2 separate regions of the Homo sapiens genome follow, and region 1 is linked to region 2. A link is a contact called in ENCODE Hi-C or POLR2A ChIA-PET data. All regions are on one chromosome and are shown on one strand. The core of a region is the stretch at or near the end of the contact, and the rest is flanking DNA. Distances in the headings are between cores, read along the strand shown.

What was found. A loop is a pair of places that touch in the nucleus more often than their neighbours do. ChIA-PET counts read pairs that join two places held with the same protein, here RNA polymerase II (POLR2A). Pooled maps may share reads with other maps.
Region 1: a loop to region 2 is called in a pooled map, with 2.5 times the contacts of the local background. The contact joins two enhancer-like sites. A Hi-C loop is called at or near these places in 3 of 37 single-sample maps with no recorded cell type and 6 of 50 pooled maps. POLR2A ChIA-PET finds 5 or more read pairs at or near these places in 3 of 52 experiments (activated B cell, activated CD4-positive, alpha-beta T cell and activated T-cell).

What each region holds. Positions count from the first base shown.
Region 1 is chr2:136,205,901-136,208,759 of GRCh38, forward strand. No RefSeq gene overlaps it. Among named protein-coding and RNA genes, the nearest start is that of CXCR4, 89 kb to the left of the region's middle. Within about 2 kb of position 1,416, at least 7 of the 41 ENCODE cell types and tissues checked have a DNase peak (open chromatin) inside an H3K27ac peak, as active enhancers do.
Region 2 is chr2:135,947,629-135,950,543 of GRCh38, forward strand. The region is part of intron 4 of DARS1 (aspartyl-tRNA synthetase 1); the gene reads right to left. Among named protein-coding and RNA genes, the nearest start is that of DARS1-AS1, 36 kb to the right of the region's middle. Within about 2 kb of position 1,288, at least 7 of the 41 ENCODE cell types and tissues checked have a DNase peak (open chromatin) inside an H3K27ac peak, as active enhancers do.

The DNA.
Region 1 (2,859 bases), core at 166-2,665, 260 kb after region 2:
CGCAGATCAGCAAAAAATCATTTCACTTCCCGGTTCTTCAGTTTTCTTGCTTGGAGCTGAGCAAGGGGGCAAGTCATTCCATGGGGAGGGAGACTAGAAAGCTTGAGGGGTGGTCTACCAGACCTGGTTAAAGGAGAAGACCTTCTTCCCATTCTTCTACCCTTTCCCCAGACTGCATTCTAAGTAGTGCATTTTAATCTTCAAACTCTAAAATTTCATGAGAGATTACTTTGCAGTTTATAGTACCCAGTGTCACAGTTAAACAATTCCATCTTGCTTACAAGGAACATTTTGATACTTAAATAAGATTACTGCGTTTCAACGATGAACTTAAATTGTCTTTTTCCAGGTGCTTTCTACATCTGACCTCTCTCAACCAAATTAATGACAAAATAATGACTAAGATTTCGTGAGCATTTTCCACATCCCAGGCCTGTTCTAAGTGTTTAACATGTATTAATTAATTTAATCCTCAGCAGCCCAACCATGTAGGCAATATTATTATCCTCATTTACAATTGAGGAAACAGGCTCCAAAAGCCGTTGGGTTACACAGCTAGTCAATGTAACGTTGGGACTTAAACCCTGACATTAACTATGGATTGTCTGCTACTATGAAATCTTCATGAAGGAGGTTCTGAATTTGGACTGAGGTCCAGGGAGGTTTCCCTAGTGGAGGAGCTGAGCATGGTAGGACTCACTCTGATGCTGAGTAGGAATGAAGAACAGGCCTTAGCAGATGCTCCAGCCCACGAGGGAGGAGGCTCCTTAGGGTCGCACACCCTTTGCAGCTGTCCCAGGAGCTACCAGAAAGGCTTGGTCAACAGAGGGGACTCTTCTGTGCGAACAGCCTCAACCACTAACACACTGTTTCACCTCAGCAGCCCTGCTCAACTCCCAGCAGGCCTTGTTTAAACAGGCAGCTTGTAGCAGCTGGGGTTGGCTCAGTGGAACGTGTGGGCAGCCAAGGATGCCCCGAGTGCAGGTGCCTGTCTCTGAATGTGCAATCATGCAAATCCGAGGACCCAGACTGATGTGAATTGAAAGCCTGGTGTTCACTTCCAATAAACTCAACTGTCTATCGCCAGAGCAACACAGGCTTCCAGTCTTCAAGTCATCAATACAAATGAGCATTTCTGGTGTTAGAGGAAAAAAGTGTGGGGTGAATCCCAATCAGAGCTTGCTCCCTTTCAGGCAAGCAGCATCTGGAAAAGGCTTTGGAGGGGCAAATACCTTTCCTAGAAGTAATTTTCACAGGAACTGTTCAGGACACAGGAGGCATTGCAGGAGGAAGGAGCAAGGGAAATCACACCATGTAGTCATAGGGTCTTGAAAATCACCTTATCCTCTCTGCTTGTTTTACAGAGGAGTTAAGAGAAAGTCAGAGAAGTTAAGGGACTTGCCCAAGGGCACCTAGCTCATCAGTGGGCTGCTCCTCCTTATCTTGAGTCCCGATTTCCTTTTAGACACTCCACCCACCAGGCTGTTTCTCTAGTTCACTGCTTTGAGCACCAGGTCACAAGTGAGCACACATACCAACAGCTCTCCTCCTGAAACCATCGAGGGAGGCGAGTGATAGCAAACTTTGTTTAGTGCAAAGAATGGAAAAGGCTGCTTGAAGCACAGAAAAAGGGAAGTCAGAGCAGGCTGTGGCGCAGATGTCTGGGCATTGCTGTGGGGACAGAGTAGTTCACAAGACACAAGGCTTGTCAGCCTCTCTTCTGAACCTCTGCGCCCAAGGATTCTCAAGGAGCATTCAGATTAGATTTTAACTATGGATGCTGTGGTTGCCGGTAATAGAACAGCTAATAAAAAGCAAAGCTGGGGTGTCATCACCCTATCAGCAGATCAACAGTCTCTTCTTTGGTCCATAGGGCTGACCATGCAGCCTTATAGCCCAGAGGCCCTGTTACATAATCTTTCCACAACTCCCCTCTGTTCCTCACTGCACTGCCCTGGCCTTCAAAGTCCATATAAGTGCTGTAGAGATAAGCCTCATTAGCCTCACAACTTGCAGTAAGTGCCAAGATCATGTTATTCAGATGCCACTGAGGCCAGTGCAAAGGGAGCTAATTAAATGGTACGGGCTTTCTAGCTCTGAATCATCAGTTCAGGTGGTTACCTTTAATGCTATCTTCAAGCTCACCTTCTAGGCTGGTCTATGTGCCTAAGCTCCCACACCATGCCTCCAAGCCAGGAAAACCAGCAAGGAAGCTCTTCTGGTACCAAATGGGGGTTACACAACTGGTATTTTTTCACCCCCATTCCTACCTTGAGGAGAAATGGTAAGTTCTGTTGGGCAGATACACGTAGGCAATTGAGGTTCTGTGAGAATGAACACCTCACATTTTAAAGTTCAAAGACTAGAAAGAATGAATGGAAAGTGAGTATGCATTTTCCATTTTAACCCAGAGCAGCCCACAAACACATTAGGATTTCAGTTTTAGGGGGAAATTGACCTGCCAACCCCAGTTCCTGAGGGAGGCAATCTGATTGGCTGTCCGTGGGTCAGGTGTCCATAGTTGGTCTAACCACCAGAAGGGCTATTGGAAGCCCAACCATGTGAACTGTGTTGGGAAGAAAAGGGGGTTGTGGCGAGCTCAGCAGACACCGGAGAGATGTCTACTCCCAATGTCTAATTAAATATTCAGGCTAAATGGCCTTTCTGTCACCAGTTAGTCTATTTGAGTTTGGGCCAGTTTTCCCAAGGCAGAACCACCATTTCATTCCAGAGTGGAATCCAGGCTCTTTGGAATAGACAGAGGGAACAGGGTACTTAAAACCATCTCCTTACAACTCAGGCTTGTAGGCTTTGATCAAATCCTTTTGTTTCACAGATGAGGAAACAGGTTCAGAGAAA
Region 2 (2,915 bases), core at 38-2,537:
AAGGTTAAGTAATTAGACTACCATCACATAGCTAATAAGATCATTTAATGATTATTGCACTAGACAGTTCTGTTACAGACTGACAAATTAGAACTAAATTTAAATATCTCAGAATGCATCATCAGCTCACTATGAAATAATACATTTTCATTCTTAGAAGCTCATGAGCTGCTAGATTGCTTTATAGTTTCTGTGAAAAAAAAAAAAACAAAAAAACAACAACAACTGAAAATAATAGGCCCTTTAGTAATAGTTTCCCAAATGTCCAGGAATCATACTACCTTCCCCAGTAACACTGATGTATCTTGATGTTTTGCTGTTGTTGCCAACCTTAGTAGAAATTCAGCAAAATCTTTAAATAATAATTTCATATTGTTTTATACAAAGTTATATTTAGCCCAGGAGAATTAATCCCACAAACGATCTGAAAATTTCTGACAGCAGATTTTAGACCCGTTTTTTTTCTTAGCACACCTTTAGCATTATCCAAATTTTCAATACAGATGTTGCAGTGGACAGGACTGAAAATAGAAGCTGTTTTTCCTCTAACAGATAAATACCCTGTTCCAACAAAGAGGTATAAAATGTAGGTGCAACTGTTCAAGGAGTTGCAATACACAACAGTATAATGGCCTTGCCTACATTCACCAACTTATCCATATGGATGCTCAAGGGGTATCCACATGCACACCTCTCTTTGGGCCTCAACTACAGACAATATACACTCCTATCACAGCACCTGTATACCCTGCCTCTGCATGCAGTTGTTTATCTCCCTTGCCCTCTCCCAAAATTAAGCTTCTCCTAAGATATATATGACACACATAAATCTTTGCATACTCAAGCCCAGCAGAGTACCTGGACCAGAGCACGTGCTAAATACAAGTTTGTAAAAATCAATGAGACTTCTTCTGAGTATTATTTTGGTATTTTCCAGATCTAATAGTTAATGTAGGCTGGGTACAGTGGCTCATGCCTGTAATCTCAGCACTTTGGGAGGCCAGGGCGGGTGGATCACTTGAGGTCAGGAGTTTGAGAGCAGCCTGGCCAACATGGTGAAACCCCGTCTCCACTAAAAGTACACAAAAAAAATTTAGCTGGGCGTGGTAGCGTGTGCCTGTAGTCCTAGATACTCGGGAGGCTGAGGTAGAGAATCGCTTTAACCTGGGAGGCAGAGGCTGCAGAGAGTCAAGATTGTGCCACTGCATTCCAGCCTAGGTGACAAAGCGAGACTCCGTCTCCCGTCTCCAAAAAAAAAAAAAAAGTTAATGTAGCAAACTGAAATTTTAACCTACCAACTAGTAAAACACCTATTTTAGGTGAAAGATCTAGAAAGGAAAGAAAATAAACAAACTTGTAGGTAGCTAGGTGACTCATTAGAGAATGAGAAACATACTTGTGACTCATCAGCTACCAATAAATCATTTAACCACAATGACTAATATAAAGAAAAATAAAATAAAATATATATGTATACACATAATGGTACTAAAAAAGGCTTATTTTCAGAATCAGAATACCTCTATGTTTGGGGAGAGTGGGAAGTATTATATAAGCACAAACAGCGATATATAAATTTTAACTTTAAAACTACTTTTCACATTAATTGTAGTCCTTTATAGTGGGCACTGTAACTTTAAACTTTAAAAACTTGTGTTTACACTCACTGTCCTCTCTAACAGTCAATACAAAAAGGCCTCCAGGACTTCCTTTAAAAAAAAACTGGCTTTATAACACTTAACCAAAACTAACACAAACTACTCTGTTAATTACTTTAAAATGGCACACATACAAAAAAATTTTTTTTAAAAGAATAAAGGGATAATATCTCAACTTCAGGATCAACTATTAAATATTAGATAAGATGGGGATCCAGAAATACAGGCCTGGATAGATGGGTATTGCATCTTCCTGCTTCTAGACAAATTTCATTTAAAAACCTCAAACCATTTCAGATATATAATTAAGAACCTGTTCCTAGAACCTCTAGGGAATTAGATGTGCCAACCTTCCTATGTAACTCATTCAATTGCTTCATTTTTATATGCATTCATCCATGAGAAAATTGATCTTTCCAACAAATTGATTAAAATAATGTGTGAAGAGTCCTGTGGCACTTAAATCCAATTAGTGAATCAACTTTTTAGATTACTCTATTGATGAATTGGATATTCCTAAGACAGACAATTTGAGGCAAAATAGTTGGCTCCGTATTAAATTCCAATGTTTCTTTTAAGGAAAATACTCCAAAGCTAGAAACTGCTAGTAGTATTGTCTAGCCAGTAAGGCAAAAGATAAGCACTTCAGATTTAATATCTAAAGTAAATGCTAAGATCGTTATCTACTTAAGATATTAAAAGTGACCTCATATTTTGCCTTTTAAATGATTAAGAAACCCCAGCTGGAACTATCTGATTTGATATTTTTAATAGCACAGTCCTTGCTTTTTTCCACCTGGTATATGGCCAGAGGGAATAGAGTTAAATATAGGGCTTCATGGAATTAACATATAAACACCATTGTTTCTCCCACTTTGTTGTGTATGAGTTCACATGCTTTAATGTCCAGTCTCTTTGGGCAGTAACATTCAAAATGGAAACGAAACATCTTGAAAATAAACAAATAGTCCTAAGGCACTCCTCTAGCTCCAAGCATTTTATATATAACAACTGATCTAAGACAGAATTAAAATTAAATGGAGATTAGAAATGGCCTTTTCCTCACAGACATATTTCTCTCCATACTATTTTCCAAACCAGATTCTGGCAGAATAGTTAGCTCGTTCACTAACTGAGCTGCTAGCTTCCCAAAGAGAATGTGTTACTAACTAAATATTCTTCTGAATTATCTCATGCTTCATTGATCCTCAAGTTTCTAAGTAAAGATTTTTGTTTTATTTAAGCAACAGAACTCAC